Regions from separate parts of the Mus musculus genome. Here all the other regions are linked to region 2. A link is a contact called in ENCODE POLR2A ChIA-PET data. All regions are on one chromosome and are shown on one strand. Each heading gives the region's core, a stretch centred on a gene start or an enhancer-like site at or near the end of the contact. The rest is flanking DNA. Distances are from core to core; before and after follow the strand shown. Region 1 holds the start of Wdr47 (WD repeat domain 47). Region 2 holds the start of Psrc1 (proline/serine-rich coiled-coil 1). Region 3 holds the start of Taf13 (TATA-box binding protein associated factor 13).

Region 1 (4,161 bases), core at 1,531-4,030, 210 kb before region 2:
AACAGGAAGTCTATTTTGAAATCTCTAAATGTTATCTTAGAAATTAATGTTAATATTGCCTTCTCTTTGTGTCATCTTTGATTTGTATGAATTTATCCAATTCTTCAAATGAAATTAAGGACTATTTCATGTGTCATTTACACACCTACAGATCTTTTTCTTGAATACTGAAGCTTATTCAACAGAACTTTATTTCTGTTGTTCTGGGAATCAAGCTAGACAGTACTCAGCCACTGAACTACAGACCCAGCCTGAATTAGTGTCAATACCTCAATTTGAAAAACTTAGGTCAGAGGGGATAAAGTTATGTTTGCATTAGTCATGAACCTGTGACCTGCAGTGAGGATTATCTAGTGCCAAATATAACTCCTCAGTTATTAGCAGTAGCCTTATTTGCAAGAAAGTATCACTAACTCATATACAAAAGCAAAACCCTCCTTCCCCACATCACCACAACTGAAGCAAACCCTCTACTGAGAATGAGGAAACGCCTCCATTTTTCTCATAAGCCTTTTAAGGCCACTGTAATAAAAAAGGTCTTGAATCTAGAAATGTTAAAAAGATTACACAGAAAATGATAATACTCCCTCTCAGTGTTCCCCTCTGGTAAAAGGTAGTCAACAGATTCCTTAATATTTTCCAAAGCACTTGCAACTGAACTGATTTATTCAACATCACAGTCCACTCTCAGACTAAAACAACACCAGGCATTATCCCTATTTCACAGAATAAGAAAACAAGGTCAATGGTAGGATAAATATCTCTTCCAAGACTGTAATTACAGAAGCAAAGAGAAGCTTCCATCCAGGCAATCTGATTTTCAGGCAACTGACCTACCAAGGAAAATTGGACATTTTTCTTATTTTGACATATTTCTTATTTGCTTTTCAAACTGTAGCATATACTAAACAAGTCATACGGTGTCCATTCAATAACAAACTATTTGACAAACAGAAAGAAACTGCACAATTATGTAACTGCAAACACTGATTAGCACTCTTGCTCTCTTATGATACATTCCTACTACTGATTTTCACAAAAAAAAAAAAAAACCTAGAAAAGTGGCAAGGTGGGAAATAAGTTAAATCTCTCTCTCTCTCTCTCTCTCTCTCTCTCTCACACACACACACACACACACACACACTCAGTAATGGCAGCCCAATTCAAGTTCATGATCTGGTTGTTTGCCTTACATATACTGTTATGGATTATTTCCTTGTCTTTCCCATTTACGTGTTACTTTGTTGTTGGAAGCAATGTTCCTCCCCCTCCTCCAAACCTTAATGCACAATGATTCGTTATATCTCCCACCTAAATAAGACCTCCAGAATGTGCCATATAAAGAAAATTCGACTGCTAGGCGTTTCTCCTTTCTAGTAAAATGCTAACATAACATATGCCAACACTTGAGACCCCCCCCCAAAAAAAAGAAGTGGTATTATCTGTGAAAAAGATTTACAGCCCTTTTAAACCTGTATGTTAATTCCTGTGCCATTAACTTTTTATAGCATTCTATGAACTCTCTACAACAAAGGGGGGAAACTAAGTGTCAGGATTTCAACCGATGAATCTGGGTGGAACAAAGACTTCTCCTCTCATTATGCAGTGAGAACCAAGTTGCCAAAAAAAAAAAAAAAAAAAAAAAGCTCCCCTCAGACGACACCCTTCGTAGTTACTAGCTGCATGTCTGGATGTACAGGGGGGAAATCATCAGGTCAAATACTGCCGCTGCCTACTTGGTTCCTACCCCTTTGCCAAAGGCGTCGTCCCAGAGCTAGAGCCCCAATCTTTTTCTCCCCAATACAGCTAAGCAGCTTAACCCTCTGAGTTCCATAACCTCCGGTGTCTTACGCAGGCGTCCCCGGGAACAAATCACGTTCGAAATTCAGTCGATGCCCCTGTCCCCACCCTCCCAGACCCCACAGGACTGCTCCTAACAGCCACTGGCCTGGCGTCAGAAAGGGCAAACCCGGATCCCCCACAAACCCTCAACCCCGCCACTCCCTACCCATTCGCCGGCCAAGGCGAGCAGGGAAAGGGACCAGCGCGCAGCCCTCAGTCTCGCCCCAGCCCAATAGAGGGGCGAGGCAGATGCAGCCCAGTCAGCCCTCCTCGCGCCCCTCAGCAGCGGCGAGGTGGATACTCCATACCAGGGCGAGGGGCATCGCCCAGCCGCCCGAATCAGACTGGCAAGTAGGGGAAGGTGTGGTCCAGCAGTGGCGGCCTGGATAGATTGCCTGGCGGGTCCCAGGTCCTGTCCCCGAGACACCCGGGCCTCGCCCGCATCCCATCTTCTCGCAGTCGCCACCAAAGCCTACCCAAGACACTCCTCCCGGCTGCGAACGCCGCCCAAGGGGCTGTGGGGTCTGCGCCGCATCAGGCTAGTGACAGGTGGCGACGGGTGACCATGGCAACCCACGGTGCACGGCGGCCCGCCCCCGCCTCCTGGAATCCGCTCACCTGAGAGCTCCGGGCGGAGCCGGCAGAAGCGGTGGAGGAAAACGCGGAGGAGAGGCCGGCGGCCAGAGCCCCGAGACAGCCAATTCCAGTCTAAGGCGCGAGCGCGAGGGCGGCGGTCTGGGCTAAGCAGCCCGCACGTCAATCCATCAGCTCGTCAGCCGGTCCTGCTCGCGTCCGCCCCGATCCCGCCTCCGACCGCTCCGCTCCGCGGACTGCGGTTGTCAAGCGCCGCTGGAACGGAGCTCCAGCCGCCAGCTGCAGCCAATCACTGCTCGTCCCTGGAGCCGCCTCAGGACCCCTCCTCGCGAGGCGGCTAGGCAGGTGCCTGAGCAGAAGAGTCGGCTGGGCCAGCCCAGGAGGGTAGGGCGGGGCCTAGAGGCGGGGCCTAACACGGGGGCGGGCAGAATCTAAGACTGACGCCTGGAGGCTCCTGGCCCTCGCCTTCTCTGCTCTTATGGTTTAGGAGATGACTGTAAGGAGAATGTAGGCCCAGAACCTTCGGGTGACGCTATGTTATGTCCCAAAATAGCGTGGACAGGTGTGGTAGTTTGAATGAGAATTGCCCCCATACTCATGCATTTGAATGCTTGTCCCCAGTTACTGGACTGACAGGAAAAGATAAGGATAGCAGTTCTCAACGTATGGGTCCCAACACCTCCTAGGAGGGTAACATATCATATAATTTCAATTCATAGCAGTAACCAACTGGTCTGAAGTAGCAACGAAAATAATTTTATGGCTGGGGGTGAGGAGGCCACCAAAAGATGAGCAACTGTATTAAAGAGTCGCAGCATTAGGAAGGTTGAGAACCACTGGATTAGGTGTGAACAAGTTGGAAGAGATGTCACTGAGGGTGGTCTTGGAGGTTTCAAGAGCCAGTCCTTTCTGGCTTTTTTTTTTTTTTGTAAGATTTATTTATTATATGTAAGTACACTGTAGCTGTCGCCAGACACCCCAGAAGAGGGCATCAGATCTCACTATGGATGGTTGTGAGCCACCATGTGGTTGTCAGGATTTGAACTCAGGACCTCCAAATAGAGCAGTCAGTGTTCTTAACCGCTGAGCCATCTCTCCAGTCCCAAGCCAGCCTTTTCTTCGTTTTATGTCTGGTGCTTGTGGATCACGTGTAAGCTGTTAGCAACTGCTCCAGCATCAGGCCTCCCTGTCTGCTGGCACATTCACTGCCAAGACCGTCATGAACTAACCCTCTGGAACCCTGAGCTAAAAATTAAATGCTGTCTTTTATAAGTTGCCTTGGTCGTGGTGTTTCATCACATCAATAAAAAAAGTAGCTAGGACAACCTGTCTGACACTTCCAAATGTCTTCTGTGCACTGGGTTTGACTCTTAATTCTACTCCAACGATTAACTAATAAAGCTTAAGTGAAATAAATACTCCTTCCTTGCCCTTTTCCGTACTCCATCTCCCTCCATGAAAACCATCCCCTTCCAGGCTCTCCATGTGTAAAGCTAATCCTATCTTGAAGCACTTAACAAGGCTGCTGTTTTGAACTGCCCTTTTATTTACAGTAGTAACCTCACTCCTACACATTTGTGTAGTAGTATTCCCCCAGATACGTACTGCTCAAGGAGCTGAACCTCCAGGAACCTTAGCATAAAGAATCCAGAACTCAGGAGGCAGAGGTAGACTTATGAGAGATTTACCTGGCCTGGTTTACATAATGAGTTCCAGCCAGCAAAG
Region 2 (4,655 bases), core at 857-3,356:
ATATTTATTTCTTTACTGTATGTGACATACACATATGTGGCAACATGCATGTGTAAGTCAGAGGACAGCATGTGGGAGTGTGCTCATCACGTAGACAACAGTCCTCACATGTAGGTCACAAGGCTTGAACTCAGCTTCATCATCCCTGATGGAAAGTGCTGTTACTCACGGAGCCATCTCACCAACTTATTATTATTATTATTATTGTTATTATTATTATTATGTTTTGTTTTAAATGAGGGAGTCAAGTAGCCCAGGTTGGTCTCAAGCTCAGCATATAGCCCCCTGGGACTGACCTTGAATTTACATTTGCCACATCCATTCCTGTGATGCTGAAGAATCCAACCCAGGGCTTTGTTTAGGCTGGGCAAACTCTAGCCACCTGGCCAGGTCTCCAACCCAATTTGCTTAATCCTAAAAATTCCAGGGGATAATTAACTGTGTTCCTCTGCCCTGTATGGGAATGACACTACGCCTTCAGTGTCTCCTGCACCTTGTCTAGGTGTACGCACGCATGTCCACTCTCCACACTCACCTTCTTTATGCTGGAGGGCTTCTTTCCGGATGCCACCCGGACAGCCCTGGCTGACCCCTTTTTATCACTGCTCCGGAGCCCAGCTAGGCTGCTTGGAGGTGGGGTGCTCCAAGAACTCACGGTGGGCAGCAGATCTCGGACAGGGCTATCCTTCAGGACGAAGGTCTCCCGCCGAGGACTGGGTTTCCCTCTGGGGCTGGGCCTTCCAGGGCCTGTACCAGCCCTCTCCCGATCTTTCAGGGCACACTCCTCCAGCTGAGCCGCCAGGCGGTTGGCTTCATCAAGAATCTCTTCCAGCTTCTCTGGGCTGAGCGGGCCCAAGCTAAACCGCACACCCTGGAGGGCGGGAGCTACTTCATTTGGGTTACTCCGATGGGCGAGGCCCCGTCGAAGTGGTTTCTCTGGACTCACTAATACTGTTATGTCTTCTTCCTCATGACTGAAAAACAAATATGGCACCATGCTGGACAACAGCTAGCAGAAGGCATTCCTGTCGGCGAGTCGGGGACAATCCCCAACCCTGACTCCATTTTGGCCATGAGAACTGCTTTTAGGTGAGGAAAACTTAGTTCTACTCCCATTTTCTGAGACAATGTCTCAACTCTATAGCACAGAATGATCTCAAATTCAAAATCCCTCCTGCCTTCTCTCTCTCTCTCTCTGTCTCTCTTTCCCTCTCTCCCTCCCCCTCTCTGCACTCTAGTCTATCCTAGGAGTGTGGGGGTGGTTTGCAGGGCATGCCTCAACATGCCCAGGGACATTCATCTTTCATTTACATTTACCCCTAAATTTCCCTACAGCTTCTCTGTTCTCACCAGCATGTGTTCTAGAGGCCCAATTCTACCAGACTACTGCCATCAGAGGGTACCATACTCTGCTAGATTACCAACCACGGTTCTAGAGGCCCATAAGTTAGCAGTAAAGGGTTACAGATGTATTGCCGGAGGAAAATAATAAATGGATAAATAGGCTGGTACCTGTCAGATGGAGACAGCCCTCCGAAGTCCAAGGTCTCGTCCACAATGAACTTGATATCTGAAGGGATGAGAAGAATAAATGCCAGCTATCAGTTCTTGACAGACAGACTCTCAGGGGCCCGTTCCTCCCTCCATGGCTTCCTTACCCTCTTTCAGATCCTCCATGCTCAGCCAGCATAAGCGAGTCGGCTTAGACCTGAAAGAAAACATGCCTACCTCAGGTGTCTATCATCCTGCCTTAGGGCCCCATCAAGACTCGGAGTGCATTAGCTGGGGTGAAGAGGCATGGTGGTGGTAAAGCAGGATCAGCACGTGTCCCTGAAACTAGTCCGTTATATTAGGGAAAGGTGCAGAAAGCTCGACACCTGATGTGCAATCCGCCAACTTGCGCCCTGGCCTCTCCTCAGTCGGTCAGTCTTCACCTCCATCCTTACTATTATCCGAAATTTCGCTCCCCCCCTACCCCACCCATTTTCCACTCCGCGGCACCACATCCCCGCCACACCTCCAGCGCACACTCGGTTTCCACTCCCCACCTCGCTTCACAGTCTACGCAGGAAGCTTTTCTTCTACAATCTCCCAGTTCCCGGGAAAGGGCTCCCGAGGGGCGGAGCTTCGTTCGAATTTCTTAGGCTCCACCCAGTCCCGCCACAAACGCACAGCGATTGGTGAGTCCAAGGGGGCAGGGCTGAGTCGGGAGCAGTCGGGATGTCAGCCGGAGAAGATTGTCCCTTGGACCAAAGGGCACTTCCCAAAAAGGGTAGGGGGCTACAGCGGAACGGCGGGAGGAGCCGTGAGTGCGCGGTGGCGTGTACCGGAGCGCCTCCTTCTAACCGCGAGTCAGACAAGGGGAGAACTGTCGAACCAATGTAGGCTTGGAGCCCCGCCTCTTCCCCCACCTCCTGGATTCCAGCATCTGAGACTGGGTTTCCTTGCTGGGTTTCTCGCGTACTTGCAGAGACCACCAAATAGACCATCTCTCCAGCACTGGAGCCACAAGATTTCTTCATTTAGCATAAGGCCACTTCTCTGAGATATCTGGCATTTTTTTCTTCCTGCTTCAACCCCAACCCCCAAACGATGAGTATGAGCAGCTATTTAAGAGTTTAAATAAATAACAAAGAAGTCATTCTTCCAGGCAAACAGTAAGTAGTAATAATAATAAAAGATGTCAGAGCTGTGCTCCCTAAGTGCAAAAGGATTACCTATTGCTAAAGATCTTGTTCGTGTGAAGAATTTATTTCTTCGCCAGGATGCTGGAGATGTGTGCACTTTAATGGTGGGCCTGTAAAAGTTCAGCAAATAGCATGGTCTGGCGCATCCTTAGAGCACAGTCACTACCACCTTCTACCCTAGGCTTGCTTCAGGTTGGAAAGAAGCCTTTGCTGTTGTGAATGTTGTTGACTGGCTATGACCAGACCACTCCTCTCCATTCACTGATACACACACACACACACACACACACACCATCTGTTTCTTTTCCCTTTGTTTTTTGCTATTTTCTGAGACAGAGACTAGTGTAGCTCATGCTGGCCTTTGAATTCACCATATAGCCAAGGATGACCTTGAAGTCCCGACCCTCCTGCCCCTACCTCCCAAGTGCTGGGACTAAAGGCCTGTGCCACTCTACTCTAGGACCATCCTCTGAGACATCTGCAAACATCTGCAAGCATCTTCAGGAGTTCTGTTGCGCCTGCTTCGGAAAGACCATCACAGCTGGGCCTGTGGACGGTTTACCTTCCGTCATAGAAGGAGGAGGTGGGACAGAAGGTCACGGGACCTTCACCTGAGTATGCAGCCGTCCCTCTCAACCAGCTGTATGCAATTCTGTCCTAACTGCAGATGGTTTGGGGGAAGGGGCTAGAGGATAGAAGTGGGAAGAGGCAAGGGGAAGTCTCCTTAGGGAAGTCACCAGAGCTGCTTCAAGGTCATCCGTGCCTACACCCCTAACCCACTGCTCTGTAAGTAAGCTTATCTTATCGAGTTCATTGGTTCCTCTGCATAAACTCTGGGTGGGGGATTCCTCCTGTTGTTTGACTTTGGGGAGGTAAGAGAAGGTGTAGACAAGGTGGTTTATGTCTCTCCCAGGGAAGACATTTTAGCAGCAGCCACCAAACCTGGCTTTATCTAACAATTTCAAACCGGTGTTCCCTAAGGACAATAGATTGGCTAATTGTCTTCTCAGTTTTCCCAAGGCTGGCTTGGAAGTAGTAAGGCTTTAGTTGGGTAAGGAGCTAATTTACGACATATGGTAGCTATCATCACGTGGAAGCTGTACTCTCCCAGAACTTCAGTGAGAAAGAGGCAGAGTAGTTTCAGCGTCAAAGTGAAAGTAGATCTCTTTGGTTTGAAGAAAAAAAGCCTTTGGATTTTCCTGAGCCAATCAACATCCCTTTTCTTCTCAAAGGAAAAAAAAAGTGGCCTGATATTCGCCCCCCCCCCCCAAATCCTGAAATATTTTCTCTTTTAAGCTCATTTTTTCCAACCCAGAGTGTCTGGTCATAGATGAGAGAAAATGGGGAAGCTCGCCGCTTACCGGATTCTGGCTTGGGGGGGGGGGGGCTGTGAGCTTAACTTTCTCATTTGTAACATGAAGATTAAAACGAGAGAAATCACTTCTGTTCAGTTCCCGATGCATAGAAGGCTCTCTGCCCTGCCCCCACCCCCACCCCTACCCCCAAACACCCCCTCCTGCTCTTGCTTTCCCTCACTCACTCTCACTCTTGACTAAGATTCACTAACCCAGGACACCACGGGGACAGAAGGCAACCTCAGGCACCAGCAGGGTCCCATGTGCTCATGAGAACCTTTGTCCTCCTGTTGACAATCTCCAGCGCTGATTCTCACAGTTATCCATGTGCAATGCAGTCTTAGGTTGACAAACTTCCCTAGAGCCTCCCGGGAAGATGCTAACTGTGGCCAGGCTTTAATGCTGAGGGAACTAAAGCTGCGATCCAGTGCTCTACAACTCAGATACAGTTCTCTGTTATATAAGGCAGCAGCCTCTATTCTCTTTTATGTAATATACCGCTTCAGACAGTGATGGCTTAGGACAGCCATGGGAGTGCATGCCTGTATGCCTGTCATCCCAGCACTTGGGAAATCAAGGTAGGAGAATTGTGAGTTGAGAGCCACCTCCCCCC
Region 3 (4,700 bases), core at 22-2,521, 190 kb before region 2:
GTACAACTTACATTCTTTCGAGAAAAGTCTCTTTCTCTTCCCCTGGCCACCTTCCGCTCCTCCTCCAATTTCTTCATTCTCCTCCTCAAACTAGAAATTTTAAAACACGGACATGGCAAATGATTGCAGTGCACGTGATATTCCCTCGAGTCTCCTCCTGCTCGCCCTCTTTGTGGAGTGCTGTGAATTGAACCCACGAGCTCACGATGCTAAACAGATGCTTGACCACTGAGCTACACCTCCTGCACTCTTTTCATCTTTTTTTTTAAAGGCATTTATTATTTATGTGTATTGTGTGCCTACATAAATGTGCCTGCTGTTGCCCATAGAGGCCAAACTAGGTCTAATCGCTGTAGGTTGCCAGATGTGACAGCAAATGCTCCTAAGCACTAAAGCTATCTCTCTACACTTTTTTTTTTTTTTTTTTTGAGACAAAGTGGTCTCACTATGTGCCCGTGTCTGCCTGAACTCACGGAGATCCGCTTGCCTCTGCTCCTGAGTGCTGGGATTAAAGGTGTGCGCCACCACGCCCAGTGACCCTTTTTCATTTTCGAAAGTGAGAAGCTAAAGCAAACTGCACAAAACCACGAAAATTTAGCACCAAAGGGCTCATAAGCCCTAGTCCAATTCTCAAGTCGTGCAAGAAGGCTTTTATTACGGCTGCTAACAACCTTACAACCGTGCGTGTGTAAAGTTCTAACGACCTCAGGTTCTGGGTTTGGTTTTAGCCAATTTAGTTGTCACACTGCTAAGCAAGACTACTGTAAAAACCTGGTAGTTTAAAATCTACTCTCTGCTGTCATCGGAAGCAACTGATAAAGGGCTAAGAACTTTCCTTAACTGGGCTGGACTCTACCTCACAAGAAAACCGATGCCAAAGGAGAATTTGGATCCCAAGCTTCCTGTCTTTAGTTCATCGTTTCTCCGCTATCTTCACTAGTTTTGTCAGCATCTGGGCTGCTGGTTCCGCTTTAATCAGCTTTGATCTCCTATGACCCTCTAGATGTCTTAGTGTCGGGAAGATCCAGGTCAAAGAGAGACCCTTTCTACTCTTCCTTCCCGTCTTGTCCCACGCACTGACTAAGGTAAACCAAAAAAGGAAAACACCGCGGAGCCCCCGGACTCTCGGCGGGAATCCCTAAGGCACAAGCGGGTCAGACTCTGCCTCCGCTAGTGATCCGAAAGGAGTGAGGAACCAGGCTGAGACAGGCGCTCACTCACGGTGGGGTCTTCCTCCTCATCTGCCATGCTAGCTGCTCGCCAGCCTTCTGAACCCGCCCACCGGCGGCTGGCGAGTTTTATAAGATACGTACGTCACTTCCGGCCTGGCCAGCGTTGCGCAGAGAGGCGTGCGCGTTCATTCTCCTACCCAACCCCGGCCTTGGGATTGGCTGGAAGTCAGTGACGTGCTCTTACGTGTGGAATCCTGAAGGAGGAATTAAAAATTACAAAGAAGCCAGGCGTGGTATACTACGCCGGGAAATCTCTGCACTTGGCAGGCAGAGGCAAGAGGGCTTCGAGTTCGAGATCAGCTCAAGTTTCATGAGCCCATGTCTCAGAAAACATAAGTGATAAATTTGTGCATACTTACGGAGGCTCACAAATGCCTGTAAAAATAGGATGACTTTTTGCCTCTGGGGCTGATCCACTCAAGTACACAAGCCCCATGATATTATATATAGTATCTATATTATTATATAATTATATATCTACTTTCTTTTATGTAAATAGGTGTTTTGCCGGCAAGTATGTGTACCATGTGTGTGCAGCACCAAAGAAGCCAAAATAGAGCAACCGATTTCCTGGAACTAGAGATAGACGATTGTGAACCGCTATATAGGGGCTAGGAATCAAACTCAAGTCTCTTGAAAAGCAGCCAATACTCTTAACCACGGAGCAATCTTTCCTGCCTCCGTTAATACGCAATATATATATGTAGTTTGGGTTGGAAGGTTGTTTTGCGCTTTTTTTTTTTTTTTTTTTTGGTTTTTTCAAGACAGGGTATCTCTGTGTAGCCCTGGCTATCCTGGAACTCACTCTGTAGATCAGGCCGGCCTCGTTCTCAGAAATCCGCTTGCCTCTGCCTCCCAAGTGGTGGGACTAAAGGCGTGCGCCACCACTGCCCGGCCGTTTTTTGCTTCTTCTTCTTTTTTTTTTTTTTAAATTACAAAAGATGTGCTAGAGAAATGGTTCAGTCAATAAAAGCTCTAGCGGAATAAGCCTAAGGCTCAGGTTCAATCCCTGGGACCTGTATAAAAAGTGAAAGGTGAGAAGACAGAGTCTGCAAGGTTGTCCTCTGGCTTCCATACACAATAATAAGAAAATATTTTAAAATTATGAAAGAGCTAAGTGTAGTGGCACTCGCCTTTAATCCCTGCCTTGGGAGGCAGAAGCCAGAAGATCTCTTTGAGTTAGAGGCCAGCCAGGGCTACATAGTCAAAACAAGAAAACCAAAGCTCGGCAGTGGTGGTCCATGCTTTTTGTCCCAGCACTTGGGAGGCAGAGGCAGGCGGATTTCTGAGTTCAAGGCCAGCCTGGTCTACAGAGTGAGTTCTAGGACAGCCAAGGCTACACAGAGAAACCCTGTCTCGAAAAACCAAACCAAACAAACAAATAAACAAAAAGCAGAGACATTAAATATATCAGAAAGATGGCAACACAGAAAAGGTGGAAATAGGGCATAAATAAATATGTATAAATATGTATAAGTAAAAAGGAAAGGACTATAGACACTTACGCTATCAGCGTATAAACTATGAAGCATGGATAATTCAACCCTCTTAACTCAAACTCCAAAATGGAAACTGGGAAAAACAAATGAGCAGAACAGGCACAAAGCAGAGTGAACAGCCCTGTGCTTCCTCTACAAGTTTAGCGTGGACTCCGGAGTCTAGTTTAGAGTTGGAGGAAAGATGTCAAATGACAGAAAAAACATCTCATAGCCAGCCATTGCTGAGGGTGGACAGGGCTCAGAGGGCAAGGACCCACAGAAATTAACCAAAATGAGGACCTTTAGAAAACAGAGTAGCAATGGCTGACAATCATTAGCTATACTGTCATTTGCCAATTTTCTCTGGATTGAAATATCCCACACAGGAGGGAGAGAGAGGCTCATGTCTCACATATCTGGAGGACAGAAACACGTGATTTTTGAGAGCCTGACCCCAGCAACTTAAAACAGAGTCATTAACAACTCAGGGAAGGGCTGGTGAGATGGCTCAGTGGGTAAGAGCACCCGACTGCTCTTCCAAAGGTCCAGAGTTCAAATCCCAGCAACCACATGGTGGCTCACAACCATCTGCAACGAGATCTGACTCCCTCTTCTGGAGTGTCTGAAGACAGCTACAGTGTACTTACATGTAATAAATAAATCTTAAAAAAAAAAAAACAACAAAAAAAACAACTCAGGGAGTCACAGCCAGTCCAGCTCCCTGCCAGCGCATACGGAGCGGCAGGGGCGCAGGTTTTGTGCGTTATATCATCTGTGTTGCAGTGGGCTTTGCGGTGATGCAGTTGCTTTTGAGTCATCTCCATCCCTCATATGTGAGCCCTCACCCATTACTGTTAGTAATCCCAACAAAGTTACATCAGGTTACCAGGTAAGCCGTTGGTGCAGTTGTTACTTGGGTTTGTTCTTGGCTCCCTTTCTGACCTAATAGATATGTGTGCCTGCATAAGTGTGTGTGTGTATGTGTGTAAGTTGCCTCCCCAGGAAAAGTGTGCCATATCTTCCTCACAAATTCTGACAGTCCGGTTCTATGTATATGACCACACTCAGCTATTTACGTAACAGATTTTCAAGTTTTTTACATTCACTTGTTTGTTCCTTTGCTGTCTGTTGTGTGCATCTGTACATCTGTCCCGCCCGAGGTGCCTGGGTAAATGACAATTTGCAGGGATTGGTTCCTTCCTTCCACCACCTGGATTCCAGGGCTTGAACCCAGGCTGTCAACCTTGGCAGCAAGCGCCTTTACCCACGGAGCCATCTCCCAGCCCCCGAAACAAATAACTGACAAGCAACTGCCAAATATATTCAGCATCCACAAAATGACAAATAATGCAAGAGAACATTACAGTGTAGCCGGCTCATGAATTTGATGGCATATACTTTCTAAGCGCCTGTTGGGGTGGGGGAGCCTATGTCTGAGGAAGCCTCCTTGGAGTGGGCGGGGATTCAGCTAAGACGTGAGGGATGCACGGAGTGAGCTAGTAAAGAAAGAAGTGCAGTGTGCTCCAGACTGGTCTTGAGCTTTCCCTCCCCAGCCTTTGATCAAGGCTCCTTTCCCACTGGAATGTTTTTCTTCCTATTGAGAGAGGCTGCATGCTTTTCAGGCCCAGTGAACGGTCTGTTCTTTCATAAAGCCTTCTCTGACTGAAGGCAGTGACTCTTTCATCCTCCTGTGGCACTTAGTTTTGGTTTTTGACAACTCTCACTTTCTGCCCCATTTTCTGCTTGTTTCTATCTATATGTGGCTTACCTATAAGCAGTTTCTCTTAAACCTTAAACTTATGAAAAACAGACTGTTTCTCAAACATCTCTTGACTCCCTAAGGTTAGCTTATACCTTACACTTAAAAGTCTGGAAACAAATGTGCGTAGCATCCATCAATGCCTGTTTGAAATCCCTTTTCAAATAGTTTTCATTCAAAAGAAGCTATTGTTGCACGCTGCGCCTTCGGGACTGAACTTATCCTTGGGTT

Evidence for each region. ChIA-PET counts read pairs that join two places held with the same protein, here RNA polymerase II (POLR2A).
Region 1: POLR2A ChIA-PET joins it to region 2 with 13 read pairs in embryonic stem cell. The contact joins the promoter of Wdr47 here to the promoter of Psrc1 in region 2. POLR2A ChIA-PET finds 5 or more read pairs at or near these places in 2 of 5 experiments (Patski and embryonic stem cell).
Region 3: POLR2A ChIA-PET joins it to region 2 with 13 read pairs in embryonic stem cell. The contact joins the promoter of Taf13 here to the promoter of Psrc1 in region 2. POLR2A ChIA-PET finds 5 or more read pairs at or near these places in 3 of 5 experiments (Patski and embryonic stem cell).

Annotation. Positions count from the first base shown.
Region 1 is chr3:108,589,897-108,594,057 of GRCm38, reverse strand. Wdr47 (WD repeat domain 47) reads right to left here and starts at 2,780. Exons shown (of 15, transcript NM_181400.3): 1 at 2,461-2,780.
Region 2 is chr3:108,381,289-108,385,943 of GRCm38, reverse strand. It overlaps Psrc1 (proline/serine-rich coiled-coil 1), which reads right to left and starts at 2,106. Exons shown (of 8, transcript NM_019976.3): 1 at 2,018-2,106; 2 at 1,659-1,708; 3 at 1,513-1,570; 4 at 536-974. The coding sequence starts at 1,677. Gm12522 (predicted gene 12522) reads left to right here and starts at 2,203. Exons shown (of 3, transcript NR_040560.1): 1 at 2,203-2,657; 2 at 3,148-3,473.
Region 3 is chr3:108,568,270-108,572,969 of GRCm38, reverse strand. Taf13 (TATA-box binding protein associated factor 13) reads right to left here and starts at 1,271. Exons shown (of 4, transcript NM_025444.2): 1 at 1,222-1,271; 2 at 12-90. The coding sequence starts at 1,248.